2 separate regions of the Mus musculus genome follow, and region 1 is linked to region 2. The links are chromatin loops, found by intact Hi-C in ENCODE. Cell type or tissue: gastrocnemius. All regions are shown on one strand. Links, peaks and the distances in the headings refer to the core of each region. The heading gives the core; the rest is flanking DNA. Region 1 overlaps Rgma (repulsive guidance molecule family member A). Region 2 has its middle 36 kb from the start of Gm6567.

Region 1 (10,639 bases), core at 1,744-9,743, 280 kb before region 2:
GGAGGGTGGAGGCCTTGCCTTTCCATATTCACCTAGGTCTTGTCTTTCAACTTGTTGGTAGAAGTTACAAATTATTCTCAAAACTGTCTGTCTCATCATGAGGAAAAAGGAACTTTCTTTTGTTCCTATTCAGGACTTGAGGTATAGTGCCATAAAATGTAGCAAAAACCCTATCGGCCAGATCAGTGTTACATTGATTCTAAGATTACAGTATGTCCCATCAAACATCTGCTGTAGGTGAGGGAGTGGATTTGAAGAGGGGTTGAAAGAAAGGAAGCATTCCTCTTGCTTTAAACTAGTATGTGCATCAGATGCTTACAGCAGAAGTTTGCACAGGTAAGAGAAGCTGCCAGTGACGTTCTGTGGGGCCTGGCTTTGGGCAGCTGCTCATCATTGAGGAAGTGGCAGGACTTGGAGGAAGTTATGTGTGAATGTTGTCAAGTCCTGAAGTCCTATGATGCACTGTGGCCCTAGAAAACGAAGATGAAGCCTCCACTGACCACTGTGTCCTCTCTGACTTGGCCAGCCTGATGGTCCTTCCTTCTACTCTGTGTAGTCATTCCTAAGCCCCACAGAGGGAGCGCCAACATTTCTCACTGTGCTGCTGAGGTTCTGACCTGGTGTGTCTGACATTGCATCAGGCTTTGCAGAACAAATGTGATTCACTTAAACGTTCACACACAGCAACACTGAAATCCTACAGACCAAACAAACCCACTTGTCAGCAGGAGCCGTGGTCCAGCCCAGCACCTGTGCTCTCGTAGCCGAGGCCAGCCGTGTTGGGAAGAGAGCCATGCCAAGGGTCCAGGCTGCTGTAGTCCACCTGTGCCCTACTCATTTGGGGACAGGTGGTTTTTCTTGTAAACTTGTGGACTTTTGAAACCTGTTGACTAAACAGTAATTAATTTATATTTGTGAAAAATGCCACTGTCCTGGTGATTTCTGATGTAAATAATGTTGTTTATATAGTATGTATTAAATTTTCCTACATTGTAAAACTGCTGTACTTTTTTGATTCTTGTATATTAAAAAGTGTTACTAAGGATTTTTAGAATTGGGCTAACCAGTTACATTACATTCTGGTGTGAGGCACACGCCACAGTCTCCCTCCCTGGCTGGCTGCAAGCTGTGTGTCCATGCTTGTTTACATCTTCGACAATGGAAGCTTTTTAAGTTGCATTTTTGTTATTGGTTCTAAATAGTTTTCTGTCCCTGAACAGCCACAAACCACAGCTGCGTACTTCAGGGAATGGCATGGAGCCATTAAAACTGAGTCATGAGAGGTTGCCCTCATCTTTCACAGTGGTCATGGGGAGCCTGCTTCAAACATCCACCTCTGTCCAGAGAGAAGTAAGACATCAGGCCTACAGCCTACAGCTTTAGTGCAGTTAATCAGTTGGGTTATATACTCTTCTCTTCTTTTCTCTCCCCTCCCCTCCCCTCCCCTCCCCTCCCCTCCCCTCCCCTCCCCTCCCCTCCCCTCCCCTCCCCTCCCCAACTTCCTAACTTCCTAACTTCCTTCATGATTTATTCTCCTTTTATGGGCACTGGTGTTTTGCCTGCATGTATGTTTGTGTGAGGGTGTCAGATCTTGGAATTACAAACAGTTGTGAGCTGCTGTATGGGTGTTGAGAATTGAAACTGGTTCCTCTGGAAGAGAAGTCACTACTCTCAACCACTGAGCCATCTCTCCAGCCCTGGGTTATATATTCTTGAATGCGGAAAAACACTTTTCTTTTTTTAAAAATTTTCTTCTATTTTTTAAAAAAAGATTTATTTATTTATTATATGTAAGTACACTGTACACTGTAGCTGTCTTCAAACACTCCAGAAGAGGGAGTCAGATCTCATTATGGATGGTTGTGAGCCACCATGTGATTGCTGGGATTTGAACTCGGGACTTTTGGAAGAGCAGTTGGGTGCTCTTACCCACTGAGCCATCTCACCAGCCCCGAAAAACGCTTTTCTTATGGAAACAGTGACACAAATGTTCACTTGCAGTTTGGCACAGCGGCAGGCTTAGCTCCAACATGGCCCAGATAGAGGAAAGGTGACCTGGCCTATGTGTCGAAATTGTCCTAGGATGGAGTTTAGGAGAATCTTGCCCAAGCCCAGGGTTTTTAAAACTTGCACATAAGTGTCTTTGAAACAAAACTCAAACCTTTATGGTTCTCTCAATTCTTAGTGCCAAACACACCCATGTGTCCACTCAGCAGGGAGAGGGCGGCCGCTGGGACTCCACCTTGCTAGTTGTCCAGGACCCTTAGGTGCAAGGCCTGGCCTGGCAGGAGGCTGCTGGGTCTATAACGCTTGCGCCTGAGTGGAGAAGTGTGGAGGACAGGTCCTGTGAAGAAACCTGGTGATCCCCCTGCTTCAGGACGCAGCTAGAACAGCTCTGGGAACCTTTTAGGAACAAGTGCTGTGACAATCTAAGTGCTAGTTAGCTGGCTTCGAAGCCCACTGCTGCCAAGATGCCCACCTTCTGGAAGCTGCAGGCCCTTGCCTCCCAGCCCTCCCTAGCAGGGACTCAATGTTTGGTGATCACCACAAACCCTGCTCAATTAGTGCCAACAGAAAGGTCATGTACAAAAACTAAGGATCAGCTGTGTGTCAGAACAGAGTCTGTGGCTTTTAAAGGAGCCGTCCTGGCAATTCCATCAAGGCTTTAACTAAAAGCCCCGTCTGTCATACTTCAGGTCAGAACCTTCTTTGGCCCATGCTGCCTGTTGGCTTGCATGGTTTTGTGGAGTAGGCTGTGGATGTGGCTGGACCAGCTAAAACCTTTCTGTATGCCCCTGATCATAGTGGCACCCTGCCCAGACCCTGCTGGTGAGACTTTCCCTCAGGTGACAGGTCCCGGGCATGTCCTGGACTGTTAATGTGTCCAAGTGGCTTGTCCCTGGCCACACTTCTGGCTTTATTTGGGAACAAAAACAATGGTCTTCACCTGCAGTGTGTGCAGAGTAAATTGCCATACCTCAGAGCAAGCAAGCATGGGGAGTTCACATGAGCTCTCTGCCTTTCCTGGAACTCCTGCTAACTACAGGCACTATTGTGGTGTTTGGGTGGCATAAAGGAATTCATGGGAGTCAGAGTGTGTCCTCCCCACCCCCACCCCATTTTATCTCTGCTGTGAAGCAGCTTCAGTTGCAAATTGGTGTGTTGTATGAGTGCATACAGGGCAGAGAGAAGGCCACCAGGCAGGAGACAATGTCCCATTCTTAGTTGGGGATGGAACCAGAGGACAGCTGGGGAGGTCGGGGTGACCAGGACAAAGCTTGTCCTTCTCAGAGGTCAGGCCTTTCCCAGCACCAAGCTCCAGTGGCTTGAGCAAGAGGCTTCTGTAAAGCCACCGCTTGCTCTGGAGCCCAGCAGGGACAGAGCCATCGAAGAGCTTCAGTGTCAGAAGGACACAATTACAACTAGATCCTGGGGACAGGCTGCTCATTGGAGGGAGTTCTCAACAGAAGCATGGGGCCTGCCTTCTTGGAATTTATTTTAAGTGGGGTGGGTACTCTAGACAAGCAAACTGCAAGCAGACAAAATGCCACCTAAGGGAGAAAAGAAGCAAGATTACAAGATGTGTGTTCTGTTAGCCCCACCAAGGGCCAACAGAGGTAGCCGTGATGGAGGCCCTGCAGGATACATAATATGTGCTTGGCTGGTCACATTGTTAGAGAGGATGGTCGGGCCACTAGACGCACTGAAGATGGAGACCACTCCTGCAACCTGTCCATGTTTGCTTTCTATTTCAGAGATAAACACAATGACTTGTAACTTTAATTTTTTCAAATCCTGTTTTTAATGATGGTTCTTAAACGCTTTAACCTTTCTTGTAGCCCCCCCCCCCTTCAGAGTTAGTAAAAAGGATATGGGGGTGGGGGTAGAGGGAAGTGGACTTGTTTAGAAAGGTTATTTGGAGCAACTCCTGTCTGTTGTCTGGAAATCTGCAGTTCAGTTCACAGGTTAGCAGGCAGTGGCAGCTCCATCCACTCGCAAACACCTCACAGATAAACTACCTCACAGATGCACCAGGAGCCCAGTTCAGAAGAATCAGGTTAGCAACAGCAGTGACACTACCTAGCAGAGACAGCCGGGCCTCAGCCTCAGCTCCAGACAGCAGAAGGGGCCCCGGGAGAAGTTCTCAGCTGTGCATCTCTCAGGGAAGCGAAGATCAGTGAAGACGAGAGACCCACAAGCGTTACACAGCCAGCTGTACCAGCAAGCCAAGCTCTCTTCGTCATTCTGTGGAGTCCTATTTCTACCCTCCAAGCATCACGTGTCCTCCACGTGTCCTGCCTCAGCACATGCATCCAGTCAGCCCGAGTCCTTGAAAGTGGCAACAAACTACAGCACACCGCCACAAGTTTTTGGTGCATTTCTCTCCATGGTTTCCCGACAAATGCAATGTGAGGTGGACGATGCCTGTCATTAGCCAAGAATCCTTCATCACACGTCCTTTCACGTGCTTGCTTTAGTAGAACATCATTTCTCCTGTGTCTGCTTCAGCTAAGCATTCCTTCACGAATCCGCCTTAGCTTTTTACACCTGTGTCCACTTTAATGAAACATTCCTTCACGTGTTTGTCCTAACAAAACACCCTCCAACTGTCTTTCCAAAGAGTCTTCATGTTTCACTTCATTGACCAAAAGCAACTTGGGGAATAAAAGGGTTTGTTTCATTTTAGCCCTTCCAAACATGCAGAGAAGTCAGGGCGGGAATTTGAGGCAGGAACTGAAGCAGAAGCCACAGGAATGGTGCCTACTGGCTTGCCCTCCGTGGCACACTCAGCCCTGGTGGTCCCTTCCACCCACCGTTGCCTTGGCCCTCCTACATCATCATTAATCAAGAAAATGCCCCTACAGACTTGCCTATAAGCTAATCTGATGGAGGCGTTTTCTTAATTAAGGTTTCCTCTTCCCAGGTGACTCAGGCTGACAGAAAACTCACTAGCATGCCTCCCTAGGTGGGACCATCTCTGTATCTGACATAGCATCCCAGAGTAAGTGTAATTCTAGAACTGTCCTGCAGAGGGCAGCAGGCGCACACAGACTCCAGCCTAACCGCAGATAACCCACATGCTGCCCGGTTCTTCCAATGTTTAGATCTCTCTCTTTTTTTTTTTTTTTTTTTTTTTTTTTTTTTTTTTTGCCACCAGAGTCCAGAGGATTGGAGCCATCCTGTTCCTGAAGGAGGAATGAGAGGGGACTGAGAGCAGCTATATGCTTCCCTACCTTCTTCAGCCACTGCTCAGGGTTCTCAGGTCTATGGCAGCGAGAGGGATCAAGGTCTTATGAGCTCTGGGCTGGGCTGCTCCAGGTCGTCACACACACACACACACACACCCCCGCATACTCTGCTCTTTGTAGAATGCTTTCTCCACCTTCTGACATGCCTTGCTCCAGAAACTCGTGTGGTGAGTTAGTCACACATGCCTTTTACCCCTCCAAAGAGGAGCATCCCTTTTCTTCCTTCCTTAGGCGGCCACTCAGAATGTACCTGCTTCTCTTCCTGGAGTCTGCTGCCATGTGGGTCGTTAGATTATGTAAGTATCAACTATTGGTTTATCTCCCCAGCAAGAATACAGGATTTGTCCCGAGACAAATGGATTCATCAATGACTAAGTTCCTGGGTACCACTGCCACCGGGACCTCTTTCGGTGGGTTCTCTTGTTGATGTTGGGCATCTGTGCCAGGAATTAGCTCATTAGATTTCCACAGGACCCTGGGAGGTGGCTACGTGTAATTCCATTTTACAGATCAGGAATCTAAGGCTCAAGAAAAAAAAAATCCAAGGGAGACCACACAGCTAGCAACAGGCAGAGCCCAGCTCCGATGCCAAGTCAGCCTGCTGCCCAAGCTCACATGCCCAGCCGCTGCTCTGAGCCATGCTTGGGCCTGAGAGACAGGCTCCAGTGCTGCCTGGCTCTCCTGGACCTCTGCCAGTCTTCAGATAAGTTTTCCCTCCAAATTTACCCGGGCAGTTATCAGATTTCGCTGATCAGTCCTTTCTGGTTTTTACCCTTACAAACTCTGGCTTGTGATATGAGAAGCCTAAGAGTTCTTTTCCTTGTTTTTGCTCTGGTGGGGGTGGGGGGAGCACAACCCAGGAGCCTAAGGTCTCTCACACCATAGGCAAGGGCCCTAACATTGAGCTACATACTCATAGGCAGTTGGGGATGGAGTGGGAGAGAGAGAGTAGCTCACAGGCTATGCGAAAGCTCTTCGGTTGCCAGGCTGACTGGCCTCGGCCCAGGTCTGCACCAGAGCAACTGTCATGCACAAGGAAGATGGGAGCACTCAGACTTAACTCAGAGCAACTGTCATGCACAAGGAAGACGGGAGCACTCAGACTTAACTCAGACCAACTGTCATGCACAAGGAAGATGGGAGCACTCAGACTTAACTCAGACCAACTGTCATGCACAAGGAAGATGGGAGCACTCAGACTTAACTCAGAGCAACTGTCATGCACAAGGAAGACTGGAGCACTCAGACTTAAGGTGCTGGCCCCGGACATTTGAGATGCAAATTCCCCTGTTCTGGAGGGCAGTGAGCGGTGTGGTATTTAGGAAAGAATTCTTGTGGGTTAAATTTAGGAGCCTGAAAAAAATTCCAAGCCCCACATATTTTTTTGGCAAGTGTCACATGGCACTTTCATCTGATGGAGAGTGAAGGACTTTTTGCCTGGGCCTGGCTTTTCCACAGTCTGTCCAGCGTGTGGCTCGGGCCAATGGCCCCGCCATTGCTATGCTGTTCCCCTGGGATTGTTTTCTTTAACAATCCCACTGACCACTGGGGGGGCCAGGCCTTTGGTGACTGACAATGCAGGAGAGTGGGTGCATTTAGCTCTTTCCTCCTAGATCAACCCTTCAGGGTCTTTGTTTAAGAGCCTGTGGTTTTGCTTGTTTCTTTGTTTCAAGCAAGGCTCTTGAACATTCTCTCTCTCCTCACATCTGGTGCTGAGGTTGTGTGTCCGGTGGGCATAAATGCTCTCTGGATTTCTCCTCTTACTGGCCTTTCGTCTCCTCCCCAGTCTTGCGGGTTCCTCTCCTCTGGGGAGCAGATGAAGACATTGCTGGGAGCTGTTGGGAGCCTCAGAGGGTTAAGTGACTTGACCAAGCTTACTTATCTGGGACTTAAACTTGACTTGAACAGAGTATCACAAGCAAAATTGACCTAGGTGTATGCCTTGGCTCTGCCCTTGACAGGGAGGGCATGGTACAGGGGGGCACATCTCACACAGATCTTCAATCTGTTAAATGGTTTGGGTCCCGTGACACTGAATCACGGCGACAACATGTGCCCGTAGTCAGCAGGGAGCCTGGCTTTGCACACGTCTGGACAGTGGTGCTATCAGAGCACATCACTGGGCCCCTAGGCTGGGTGCTAAGGGATGTTGAAGGGGTCGAGTTGTGGCTGGGGCTTCTCGGTCATGCTGGCTTGGATGAAGCCATTATGGACCGCAGACCCTCCTCCATTCCAGACTCTGTTCTAGACAACAGCTCTCAGCCTTTCATCGTATAACATCGGTCTGCCCTGACGTGCCCAGAGCAAGGGGAAACGGACCAACCAAGTCCTTCTAACGGCTCAGGCATAGGAAGGAAGAGAGGTAATCTCAGTCCCCGAAGGCCATGGTGGTTAAACAGCTGCATCTCACAGCTCACACAACTTGGGCCCACACAGCCCCGTCTTGACACACTTTGTAGTGGGGACACATCCACCCACCCACCTCACCTCTCCACCCCGCAAGGACCAAAGTCTGTTTCGAAAATAAACTCCAACAGCTCATCTAAAAGAAAAATAACAAAACAAAACCAACTTTACTTGCATTTAGCCGTTAATAAATAATTTACAGTATGTACACGCAGTGGCTCTCCACACAGGTCGCACACAGGTGGACTCAGTGAGGGGTCCCCACTTCCAAGCAGAACGTGATCAAACACAACCAAAATAAAGTGCTTCAACTCTTTTACTTCCAACATAGGGATAGCTGAAAAACCAGCAGGGGGCAGCGGAGCTGACCCCTCCCAGCTACCCACGTGGTTTTGGCAGGGGTTTGGACCTCTGGGAGGGAGAGGCAGGTTCTGCAGCCTCCCGGCCAGTGTATGAGAGGTCCCTGGGGGGTGGGGCTGGGGTAGGCTCTGCAGGGCCGCTGGCTGGGTGGCCCAGGGGGGCTGGCGGTACCGCCATGCTGGTTCCTTGGGGGGCCTCTGGAACAGCAGAAGAGATGGGAATGGCTCTGGGCTCTGTGGATGGACTCTGGCCTTGAGCTGAAGGAAAGAAAGCTAGGTTCCCAGTGACAGGCCTCTCTCTGGCTGTGGCCAGAGAGTTGAAAGAAGGTTCTAGTGGGAGGAGAACCCGCCAGGCAGGGTCATGGTGCAGGAAGGCCTCTTAGAAGGTGCTCCCCTCAGTTCCCACAAAGAAATGCAGACAAGAGGGCTGGGGGGTGTAGCTGCTGACCAGCAGCAGGGGAAGTCTAGGAGACAAGTGAAAGGGCAGAGGACAGGGCAGGCCAGCTGGCCCTATCCACTGGATCTGCTGCTCATGCCCTGAGACCCCAGCCCCTCTCTGGTGGGGACTCTTATGTCTGCTGGCGGGGGCAGGGGTGAGGGGTGGGGGTAGGGGTGGCGATGGCAGGAACCGGAGGATCACGTCTCTGTTGAAACATTCAGAATGACAGCACTTCGATTTCTTAAGTGCAATGGGAGAGGGGCAGAGGGTGGAGCCAGAGTTGGGGATCTGAGCCCATGAATGGTACCGCTTAGACCTCAGGCCAAAACACACCCTCCCTTCAACTGTGGGGCTTTGCAGGCAGGTGCCTGGATGCAGCACCTCAGACACATCCACAGTAGCTGGATGCACGGGACAGTCCCTGCGTAGCACTGGGTAGGAAGGGACCAGGAGGGCACAGCCTCCTGGCTACAAGGTTACATCCATTTGCTAAAGATGCTGAGCAGGGCTCTCTGGTATGCCCTTAGTCACACTGCTAAGGAGTACCTGCCTGGGGATAGAATCTTGGAAATGCTTCTGCCTTCCTGATGTGGGGTCTTGGGGGTGTCCCCATGGGCTTAGTGTGTGCGAGTGTGCTTGTGTAACAGTGTGCGCGAGAGTGTGTGGGAGGGCACAGGGGCCCCAGAGTAGGTGTGCAGCAGTCAGCCGGGCCTGTCTCAGTGCATTGTGAGGGTGTGGAAGGAGCCGACTTTCCCAGTGTCTCTCTGGTGATGGGGGCGGGGGGGGGGTGGACTTCAGCTTAGGGGGCTCTGGTTCGCACATTCACACGATGGGGGTCAGGGTAGAGGGAGCTGCTCTCTCCCTCACACAACTCTACTGTCACAAAAACACAGCATCAATCACCACAACCTTGTTGCGTGCACAAATCAAGAGGGGAGAGCTGTCCCACGCGCCCTTCACCCCGGCCAAAACATCTGCAGACGGCTCTGAGGGCACCATGCTCAGGCCGTCAGCTGCGGAGGCCACCTCTGCTGAACGGTTGGTTGGTCTGCAGAGAACACTGGGTCTCAGGGAGCCAGCCCACCTGCTGGGCTGCATCCTGAGGCTGACTTGAGCCCTCAGACAAAAGGAGAAGCCAGGGGCAGGAGCCCAAGGCTCAGGGCAGTCGTTACTCTCCTCTGTATCCTACCTACATGGCCAACTGTCTACCACAACACAGGCAGGAGGACCAGAAGTGGGATGGTGCCAAGGAGAATCTGGGGGGCCAAGGGGAATGTGGTGGCAGCGGCGGCGGCGGCGGCCACGGCTCCTGGCAGCTCCCGAGTCCTTTCAAACAGATGCAGCTTGTCCTTGTTGGAGTGGAGCATCTTGCCATCCTCCAAAGCATAGTAGGCAGCCAGCGTGAAGTTCACATCACCAGTCGTGAGGAGGTCGAAGACACAGGCCTGGTAGTACAGGTCTTCTACGGGCAGCTTCTCTTTGCACTTGGCCACGGCTGTCTCATAGGGGAATGTCTCGGGGACCACGGGAGAGGGACTGGCGGCTGCTGGCCTGCGAGGGCTTTCAGCGTTGGCACGGAAAGCCTGGAAGTCGATCTGCTGGTTGAGCGGGCAGCCCCGCAGGCAGAGGTAGAGGCCTTGGCTGTCACGGTCCTCCACGGCGTTGACTACCTCCTCGGGCATCCGGACGGCAAAGGTCAGGTAGCGGCCCACCTGTCGCACCACGATGGTGGTGCCGATGTACTTGGCCTGGATCTCCACGTGCTGGCCCGACACCTTCTCTGTGATCTTCAGGCTGTTGGCCCCGTGTTTATCTCCCCCATTTTTGGAGCCGTCCGCAAAGGCAGACGGAAGTTCGTCCATTTCAGCTTGGTAGACTTTCTGGTCCACACACTCTTGGAAGTTCTTGAAGATGATGGTGAGCTATGGGGAAAAGATACAGAGGAGAGTAGATCAGGATGTGTGAGGAGATGTGCCTTAGAGGTCTTAGGGGACTGGGAGGTACCCCAGGATGCTGTGGACTCTCCCTTCTTCGTAACAGTCACAGCTAAATACCAACCACACTCTTGTACACTTAATACTTTGTAACTTTTATTATATATGTACTAAAATTACTTAAACGTTCGCTCACTACCATAACTTAAAAAAAATCGGCTTACTCACTATAGAGAGGTGAGCCATAAAATA
Region 2 (10,639 bases), core at 1,000-8,999:
TTCACCTTGTAGCTCATTCTTTCTCTCACACAGCGGAGGGGCACTTGTCTAGTAATCCAAGAAAAAAATAATCATGTGATTTGTCTTTGTCTAAGGCTTTTGATTGATGAAACTGGAAGATAAACTGTGGTTTGCACAAACTATAAACCTCTATTTCCATGCCATACCCACCGGGACCCACCTCTGGCTATATAATGCATGTGTTTTGAGTCACCTAGGAGACACCTCTTATGCTACCCTCTGGTGTGGCATCCTTAGGGCCAATCAAAGATTTCTCCGTAATGGTCTTTCCTTAGATACTCATTTTATCACGGGTAGCATGAGCTGGTAACCCAAAGAGGAGAAGATAGCAGTAGGGGCTGTTGCCTCAGTGGGAGTCTGGATTATTGAGAATGCAGGCGATCTGCTATAGAGGCAGGGGAGGGAACAGGCCCCAGGGACGATAGATGGTGAAAATATGGAGAAGGCAAAAAAGAGGGCAGAGAACCAACAGAGCTGAAGGTGGGACACTTGAAGACCTTTGACAAAAGAATGATGATGGAAAGTTCCAGGGGTCCAAAAAGTCCTAAGGGGCCGAGGGTCCCTGCATCCAGAGCCTAAGAGCTATCACACCAGCCTGGGATATGCTGGGAGCCCTGACCCGAGAGACTTTTGTGTAGTTGCTGCTGCTAAGAGTCAGGGATGACAGTTGCCAGAGCAGTAGTCTGTCTAACTCTGGAACTTTTCTCCCACTACCAACGATCTCTTAGGACTGACCAACGAGGCCCCTGTCCCTTTAAGACCACTGAGCATGTTCTGGTTATAAAACAAGGCCTAGGGTGGTAATTGTAAGCAACTTAATAAATTGTGTGGAGAATTCATTCCAAAGGCCCCTGTTCTCACTGCTGACAAGCATTGCTCCTTAAATGGAAAACAAAGATCTTTTCTTCTCTTTCTCCAAAGTGGCTCAACTTAAATTTTTTAAGATGTTTTTTTGTAACAGCTTTATTGAGATGTAACTCACCTGCCACACAGTTCATTCCTTGAAAACAGTGTAGTATTTTCTTAGACATTTACAGAGGCTCACATACACTTCTCTCCACAATTTTCAAGCATTTTATTTTCCTTAATGCAACTTTTTTTTTTTTTTAAACAATAGAAGAGAAATAAACATTACACAGAACTGAGCAAAGGCTGAAGAGATCCCATGATTCCATTGGCTGGGCTGGATTTCCTCCTTACCATGCTCTCCTCTATTTACAAGCAGACGGCAGTTACCTGGTTACCACCACCCAGAGTATTGTTTTATGCCTGCTTTTTTAAGTTGACAGTTTCCATGCTGTTACTTTGCCGTTTTAACGGCCCGTGATATCCTCTCACACTGATGTGCAATAATCTATTCCCTTCGTTGAATCTTTTGTTTTCTAATTCCAAAATCATAAATAATGTTGTACCCAACATCTTTGCACATAAAGCTTATTTCCCTCGTTGGGTGTATTTCTCTGGGCTGTAATGACAAGAGTGGGAGTAATGTGTCAAAGAGCATGAACATATTACAGTCTTCTCTCCCAGCCCCCATCCCACTATTATTTCTGAGCAGGTGACACTATTTTTTTTTTCTTTTCTTTTTTGAAAATATGGCTCGGAGGGTCCTTGGAACTCTTCCAACAAAAGCAGCCACACCCACTCCATACAAATTAGCTACAAAAAGTCATTTAATGTTACTAAGGTTTAGAGTTCATTATGCAAGCCTGAGTCCTCTCCCCACCCCCACCCCAACCCCCCAAATTTTCTGTGAGGCCAAACAGCATTCATTTCTGGAAGGCTGGGAAAGATTGTCCTTTATGTGTCCCACCTGGTGGCTTAAATAACTTTACCATTTCCCTTAGAAAATTATTCCCGTGGAAAATAATTCAGTTAACCTCCTGACCCCTCCTGGCCGCTCTCAGCCTGGGGCAGCACTTTGTTTCCAGCTGTTCTTAAAAGCAACTTCAGCTGCATTTAACCCTTTGAAGACCCATGGGGGGCGGGGCAAGAGCAGGGGGAGGGGAGGGGGGTGCCAAGGATTAGGAAGGGGGAAAGAGAGAACAGAGGAATTGCACTTCTCTACCCTGGGAGGAGCTGTGGCACCCTACAAAGGCCAAACAGCATCCTGGGCTTGCTCTGTTAACATAACAGTGTGACAAGCTGCGGGGCTTTAGGCTCCACTCAGGGAGGGCTGGCAGTCAAGACTGCTCCAGGCAGAGAAGCTTGGCCGGGCTCCTGAGGGATCAGCTTCCCAGAAACAAAATTTGAACTTCAGGATCTGTGGCCTTTCTTAGATGTCACCTAAATTGTGACATCCAATCCAAGAGCCCTTCTGGATTTATAGTAGTCCGCGATAAGATGTTTTGGATTGTAAATTAAAAAAAAAATCCAAATCCAACTAGTTTAAAATCAGAGTGGGTGCTGCTGCCTGGCAGTGCTTAATCCTGAAGCCAGCAGGCAGAAATGTCCATGCTCCCTAGATGCTCTCCATGCTACCTAGATGCTAAGAATGGCTTCCTATTGGTTCTCCAATGGCTTCCCATTGGGTCTCCGTGTAGCTGAGAGGACAAGGGGAAGGGAAATGCATGTTGTCATCCATGCCTAACAGCGGGATTCCTTCTTTATCTTAACCACAGACCCTAAATCTAGACTTCACTGTGACTGGATAAACTGAGGGTCCCAGGCTCATTTAAGAACCAATTATCGTGCTGGGGTTGTGCGGCTCTGTGGAACAGTAAACCTTTGGTTTTGACTAGCAGGGCCTGCTCAGAGGAAGGGGAAAGCAGCCAGCCATGATCCTTAGTATTGTGGCAGTACCCTCAAATATAAGTAGGCCCCTCCTGGGCTTGTGGCACTTGTCACGAACTGTAAAAGAAAATGCGTTTCCCCGAAACTATTTGGGAAATTGGAGCCACTGCTCAATTCCTTAAAAAAAAAAAAAAATCAGGCTCTATATACGGGAATGATTGTAAGGAGACAGAATGGGTTGATCGATCTATGTGCAAGACTGGGGAATCCTAAGGCAGGCAAAGCCACACCCAGGGCTAGCAGAGGAGGCAGGACAGGCAGAAAGTAACAAGTTCTCAGTCAACCAACTATAGACAAGAAGCCTTTCCCCAGAACCTCCTCCTAGCCTGGGTAGCTAGAGGGTGTTTGTTGATGAGACTTGTTAAAACATTTGGTTGAATTCCAGAGTGGAGCATCCATGCCTTATGACTAGACCAAAGAAAAGGAAGCGTGTCCCTGAAAAGCCACAGGGCTCTGCCCGGACAACCTTTGTCTTCAAAGAGACAGCGTATGTCAAGAGTCAGAGCCACGACCTACCATAATGCTGAGTGCTAGCTCACAAGCATTGGTTTCTGCTTATACAACACTGTTCACTGTCCGAGTGTTTTCAGTTTTGCATATAAGTAGCCATTTCAAATACAAAAGCAAAGAGAGGCGGCTCCTGGGAGGCTGAATGGCTCTGGGGAGGACATTAGGGTGTCTGTGGGTGTCTCTCCTCAACTAGCCAGCCCTCCTGGTCCCCCTCCCAGAGCTGTTAAGAGGATCTGAGGGAGGCAACAGTGTCGACCCCGAAGCATCCAGAGGTGCCTTCCTTCCGTCTACTCCCAGCACACTCTTCCTGGTTTCCTAGAGGTCTTCCTGCATCTTCTGTCTTGCTGACAGATAAAAAGTAGGCATAGGGGTATGAGAAGGCTACATCCGCCAAGGATGCGGCACCAGGATCGGAGGGAGCCCAGGGAAGAGGCAGAAGGGCAGGCAGGGAGGCGCTTGATAACTTGGAATTCTGTGAACTTGCTGACTGGGGGGGGGGGGCGGGGGGGGGAGGAGGGTTAGGAGGGACTTGAGGTAGGTTCTAAAATGACTCCCACAGCCTTCAGGACAGGGCTCAGGGCATCTCAAAGTCTGGCTCCCAGGTCCTTCCAGTCAGTAGCTCAGAGACCGATTAGACTGATTAGATTCCAAGCTACAGGCTTTAGAGGGCTAGTATCGGAGTTAGGTATGGAAGTTTCCCCTGGCTTTCTCGTCCAGGCGCTCACATCCAGGAAGGAGCTTCTTTTCTGGACCAGAGGGCTTTCGCTTGTTGGGCTTTTCATTAGCAGGGTGAGCCAGTAGGCGGTTGAGCTCATCTGGGCAATTGAGAAGCCAGGGAGGGCTAAGTGCTAATAGCTAACTCCAGTGTCAATAGGCGGTAGAGGTGGCCTCCTGCTGGGTTATTTGCATTTTATAATGCACTCCTAGGAGACCAGAATTCTTTAGAAGACCCTTGAAAGAATGGAGCTTTAAAGACAGTGGTGTGTGTGTTTGTGTGTGTGTGTGTGTGAGTGAGTGTGTAGGGGGGTGGGGTATGAGAGAGTGGGAGTCGGGGAGATTACTTTATTTAAAATCCATCCTATCTTAAGTCTGCTCCTGTCCCCTCTATATCAAAGGGTACAGGCTGTATGACTCATTCAACTTTTCAACCATAGGGGTCCTTGAGGAGGGACCCAACATTTCAATCACAATAATTAATTCTCTTGTAAGCTAACTGAAATGCCCACTAGACAGTTTGACTGCCTTTGGATGACACTTGAGATTCTAGGAGTGGAATATAATGAGTGAAGGAGCCAGAAGGTCATACCCCAAGTCTCCTTAGCAATGTGAGGTTACCACCCTTGGCTCTTGGTCTCCATAAAAGGACTGACCCCACCCCCACCCCCACCCCCCACCCCCCCAGCCCAGGGCTCAACACCAAAGCAGAAACACCATCTGAGACTAGTCTGGCTGGTTTCATGCTTTTGTTGCTGGTCTCTCCATCTGGAAGATAACAAATGCTCAATAAATGGTTGTTGAATTCTGCTATTGGGATCAGTTACATATGGAAAATGATGGACACTGGGAGGTGTTCGCCTCTGGTCCAATTAGAGTCAGGCGGGCTGGGTTCTGGAGGCTTCCTCTCTGTGACCTGCTGGGCTCCTCCCCCTCCTCGGAGGTAGGTAGTCACAGGATAGACCGAGCTTGCCCTCTGCTGCCCAGCTGGGATCTGACTAGGGCTTATTTGCCTAGCTCTTGCCTGAGGCTGCAGGAGTTCTGAGACTAAAAGTACAAACCATCTCCTCACCCACCTGCCAGCTCCTCACAGGGCTTTGGTGGCAAAGTGAGAAGTTTGGAAAGCGTGTATCTGTCTCCATGGGCTTGGCCCATACTTTTCTAATGCGATTGGTAGTAGCAACATTATGTGTGCTGGTATGGTGAGTGTTTAATGACACATGCCGATTATCTCAAAGGTCCATCAATAAGCAGTGGAGTGGGCCAAAGACCTATTCAGAGCGTAGGATATATACATGCCTTTTTTTTTTCCCCACAACAGTGCACAAAAAGGTCACCCAATTGTACAGAGGCATTTAAGAAGCTACTATTTAAGTTCTGGTACAGCAATAAAGGGGGACATCTAAAACTATCTGTAGCCATGTATGTGGACATACTCTTTTAGTCCCAGGCAGGCAGATCTCTTGCGTTTGAGGACAGTCCACTCTACAGAGTGTGTTTCAGGACAGCCAGGACCCCACAGAGAAACCCTGTCTTGCAACAACACACTAACAAAATACAAAATAAAGTTAATTTTTTTCTCACCTATCTTTGTTTGTCAACCAAAAGAATGGAATTCAGAAGCCTGTGTTTGGTTTCAGACCCGGGACATGGGACTGAGGTGCCCATTTTACTTGTCAAAGCAGACCTGGCCCTCCAGGTTCTCCCAGCATCCCTCATGAGGTTCCTACCTGGCATACCTTGGCCCCAATCTTGAACTTTCCAGCCCAGGGGCTGGGCTGCTTTTCCTACAGAGGCTCTTCCCTATATAATTCAAACATTTTGTTCTCTCCAGCTCTCTCTTCTCCTCCCTGCAAGTGAGCCCTTTCTTGTTCTCTTCTTCCCCTGCCACCTTCCCCTATGGCAATTTCCCTGGTTTCCATGCTTGGATCCTTCCTGGCCAGGCGGGAGAGCAGCTTCCCAATAAATCTGCCTTTAATATAATCTGATTTGAACTGGCTCATCTCACAGGTAGAGAAATAACCTATCAGGCTGTAGGGCTACACAGTAGTCAGAGGACCAGCCTGAGCTGTGTGAAATCCTATGTCAGAAAAGGAGAGATTACACTAAGTTTAAGGCTCATAATTGTTCTACTTGAAATCGTAGAATTGGGCAGAACTTCATTTCATAAACTGTGGGAGCGAGCAAAGTAAGTCTCTATAGGTAGACAGGGTAACTGACTGGTTCCCACGGAATTCCTTCTCTTGTAAGGACTGAAGCAGGGGATCCCACATTAGACCTATTTGAAGCAGACTGTTAGGGAAGCTTGGATATGGTCTCTCTCCCGACTTCTCTGGAAGTCAGATTAGCTTCAGCTAGTGATTTAGAACATTAGCATGAGTTGGGGCTGAGAATTCAAGCTCAGCGGGGTAGAGTGATGGATATGTTCAGAACCTTGCCGCTGCTCTCTAGTACCACATAAACTAGATGTGGTGGGGCAAAGCCCACCTAGGCTAGATTGACTCTGTCTAAAAGAAAACCAAAAAGGACAGAAATAGAATTTTACTATGAGTAATTCGGTTAACATTTTAAAAGAGGATCCAGAATGGTGACTTTTGCCAGTAATCCCACTAGTGAGAAAGGAATATTGTCATGAGTTCGAGGTGGAACAAAATAGAAGCTAAGGCTAGAAACCAGCTATCTTTCACCAAGCCAGACATGAAAAAGATTTGGAAAAACAAAAATTTGCCTTCTCTGCTTTGAAAATTACTTTCCATAGAAAGCTATTTATGTAACACACAGTTACAAAAATGGTTATTTCTAAGCAACGTAAATGTTTAAAAATTTCACATGTACATGTATTTATCTGAGATGGGGTATTGCATAACTCAGGATTCCTCCAAACATGATAATATATAGTTGGGGATGGCCCTGGGCTTCTGAGCTTCCTGCTTCTACTGGCCTAGAGCTGAGAATGCTATACATTCACCAGCTGGCCTAACTGCAAGCACCTTCAAGGTTGTTTTCCACAGAGGTAGTGTGGACAGATGTAGCAATTAAGTAAAAACCCTTTGGAGTTTCAGATTATTATTACTTTCAATGGATAAAAAGAGTACGGTCCGCTGTCGAAAGCTCTGAACTGTTAATCCAAAATAGGCAAGTAGCATCTTAGAAATCCACCCGCTATGCTAGCACAATGTAGACAGTCAAAGAGTGGCAGATGTGGGTGGACTGTAAGGCTAGAGAAACATTCAAGGGTTGTGAGGGGCGAGGCAAGTACAGTTATTTTGTTAAGCCCTGCAAGTAGTCTTTTCAGTGGAAATAGGCAGTGTTTGTGACACAGCCGCCCCACCTTTCAATAAGTAAACAAAAGAAATTGCCACACACAAGTCATCTGGCATGAGAGTCAGACCTGTTGATCTCTGCCTTCTACAGCAGTGGCTGGCTGGAAGGCTGTGTACGCTCTATGGATGAGTCACAAAGAACGTGTTAGTGAAAAGGAGGGTGGGACAGCCATGACTTGGTGGTGCAATGTTAGGCATATATGTTAAAGATACTCTTAAAGCCATTCATTTTGCAAGAACACAAGCAGCAGCAGTGATCTCTGGCATCGTTCCGCTGTGGCAAACTCCACAAGCAGGATGGCCCTAGACAAAGAATTTATCTTCCCTCTCACAGCTCTGGAGGCTGGAAATCCATCTAGATGGAGGTGTGGACACAGCTAGTTCCTTCAGGAGGTTCTGGAGGTGAAGCTTGAAGTGGTTTTTCTTAATTGTAGAACTTTCCACCCCAACCTCTGCTTTCATCCCCCCCCCCCCCCCCCCCCGTCACTCCCCCCCCCTCCCGTCACCCCTACTTTCACATGTAAATTATTCTCTTTTTATTAGGCTAACAGCCATTGGATTTAGGGCCTACCTTCAACCAATGCTACCCAATCCTAGCTTGAGTGAGTTTTTAAAGGCTCTGCTTCCCAGGCTCCAAGGTAGCTCTGAGCTATTGAGAATGCACTACCCGCTCCCCACACAAGTCTATATATCAAACCCGTGTTAGAGTTGGTTATGCAGGGCTGGAAGGGTGTGCTGAGGCACACAGGCATCAGCAAACAAAAAAGAGATGGGTCGTGATGGGACTAAGGACTGTGTAAACCCAGGAACAGCCATCCACAGCAGAAGTTTCTAGAACAAAACCAAACCGAAAAGATGCATGGTTTCTCTGGAGAACTGTTTTGTGTGCACGTGTACTCAAGCGTGCAGGGGCACATATGTAGTACGTCAATCATTAAGTGTTATCTATTTCAAACCTCATGAGTATACTATAATGTCTGCGTATACATGATGCCTAGTGTGTGCAGAGGCTCCTGGAAGAAAGTATCAGATTCCTAAACTAGAAGGATAGGAGTTGTGAGGGTGCTGGGTACTAAACCTGGCTCCTCTGTAGGAAGAGCCAGTACTCTTTAAACATTGAGCCATCTCTCTAGCTCTTCCTCCTCTTTCTGCCTTTTTCTTTTGGAGAAAGGGTTTCTCATTGGCCTGAAACTCACCAAGCAGGCCAGGATGGCTGTCCAGCGAGCCCCAGGGATCTACCTTCCCAGTGTAGATATTACCGTGGAGCATCATCAGGGCTTTTTAATGGGGGTATTGGGGGTTGAACTCAGGTTCTCATGCTTGCAAGGCAAGCACCTTACTGAGCCATTTTCCCCAGATCCTTCTGGGGATTCTTCAGTCACAGTCTGGCCTTTCAGTATGTTTGGAGCTAGAATTTATAGGAAACATTCCAAAGGAGCCAAAGCAGAAACTTGAGTTTAAAATAATGCCTCCCCTATGCCAGTGCCTGGCAAATACAGAAGTGGATGCTCACAGTCATCTATAACATGGAACACAGGGCCCCTAAAGAAGGAGCTAGAGAAAGTACCCAAGGAGCTGAAGGGGTCAGCAACCCTATAGGAGGAACAACAATACCCGCACCCCCCCCCCCCTGAATTGTGTCTCTAGTTGCATGTGTAGCAGAGATAGCCTAGGTTGCCATCAATGGGATGAGAGGCCCTTGGTCTTCTGAGGATCATATGCCCCAGTACAGGGGAGTGGCAAAGCCAGGAAGTGGGAGTGGGTGGGTTGGGGAGCGGGGTGGAGGAGGGCAGGAGGGTATAGGGGACTTTCAGGATAGCATTTGAGATGTGTCAGAGAGATTACAAGGGAGTACTCTTCTGTCTGGATTTTACCTGAAGTGTTAGTGCACAGAACGCTTGAAGGCACGTGGCAAAACACAATTTTACAAATAAATTGCCTATGGATGCTCATTCTTCAAGCAATATTAATATCAGGAAAAATAATGTTCCTGAACTAAAAGATTTCACCAGAAGGAAAGCTTGGCTTAAATCAGAAGCTGATTAATGTTATTCACTAAGTGCATTAAAAGAGAAAGACATGATTATAATAATGAATGTGAGAGATTCACGGTAAGGATTCTTTTTCCCCTCTCTTCTTTCATGTTTTATTTATTTCACACTCAGTCATTCTGCTTCTGTTGAGATTTTTTTCTCTCAACATGATAAAATACAAGATGAAGCAAAAACTATTATATCGGAGTTGGATATGACATCCCAACAGAAGGAGATTCCTAATAATGGTCGCAAGAGTCAGGGACTCACTAGTGCTCAGAGTCAGGAGTCCCATAAAAATCCTGAGCTAATAGCTATAATATAAACACAGAGGATCTGGTGCGAACCTAAATAGGCCCTGTGCATGCTAAGGATCCTTAAGCAAATGAAGAGCAGATATATATATATAAACTTGTTAAAGGCAATTCCAAAGATAACCCATAGACAGTCTCCCCGTGAAAACCCATTAGAACTGTTTAACAGGGAGGAACAAGATTGCTTGCCCTGGCAACACCTTTTAAAACATTGTGTTGAACTCTCAGTCAAAGAAACAAATTAGATGATCAATGACTGTCACAGCTTGGACACGGAGATCTGTGTCGAGAATCCAAAAGAGCTACAGGAAATTATGAAAATAATTGATGCTACTATAAAATGAACACATGAAATGAAACTGTGTTTATATGCAACCATTAGGACATATTAAAATGATAGGGGACGGCACCTGAGGGATAAATCAGGTAGATTTTAAGCATGTATTATGTGTACATGGGTGTTTATATTTCTATATGTCTATGTACCACATGTGTGCCTGGTGTCTGCAGAGGCTAGGAGGTTAGCATTGAATCCCCTGGGACTTGAATTACAGATGGTTGTGAGCTGCCCCATGCTGGGAATTATGGAAGAACAGCTTGCGCTCTTAACCTCTGACCATCACTCTAGCTTCATCATTTAGACTTTTAAAGAAGACCTAAATAAACGAAAAGGCAAACCACGTTTATAGACAGAGCAAGTGAATGCCACTGAGGGGTTCACAGTCCTCAAACTCATGTATGCAGTTTTAATTAGGCTTATCTTTACACCAACATAAAGTAGTTCTAAAGCTTTCGTGGAAAAGCAAGGCGCTGAGCACATTGGGCTCATCGTGCCCTTGAAGAAAACTCCAAGCCAGTATGTATGAGCGTAGTGTACTCTGAAAGGTGCCTTTTAAACCATCCATTCATTGAACAAAGATTCATCGAATGC

The links. A loop is a pair of places that touch in the nucleus more often than their neighbours do. Peaks named below come from ENCODE experiments on the same cell type or tissue, not always from the same donor. Only the 100,000 strongest peaks of a DNase experiment are listed, where the experiment ranks them.
Region 1: it touches region 2 in a loop (7-fold over the local background); 3 of 42 quality-filtered maps call a loop at or near these places.

The regions. Positions count from the first base shown.
Region 1 is chr7:73,417,053-73,427,691 of GRCm38, reverse strand. Rgma (repulsive guidance molecule family member A) reads right to left here. Exons shown (of 4, transcript NM_177740.5): 4 at 7,793-10,375. The coding sequence ends at 9,659. Chd2 (chromodomain helicase DNA binding protein 2) reads left to right here. Exons shown (of 39, transcript NM_001081345.2): 39 at 1-1,040. Among named protein-coding and RNA genes, the nearest start is that of A730056A06Rik, 47 kb to the right of the region's middle. In gastrocnemius, for the core only: CTCF peaks have their summits at 1,817 (motif pointing right) and 5,026 (motif pointing right); DNase peaks (open chromatin) are centred at 6,745, 7,293, 8,115, 9,694 and 7 more places; H3K27ac peaks cover 6,264 bases.
Region 2 is chr7:73,132,801-73,143,439 of GRCm38, reverse strand. No RefSeq gene overlaps it. Among named protein-coding and RNA genes, the nearest start is that of Gm6567, 36 kb to the right of the region's middle. In gastrocnemius, for the core only: a CTCF peak has its summit at 5,028 (motif pointing left); DNase peaks (open chromatin) are centred at 2,174 and 4,998; H3K27ac peaks cover 388 bases.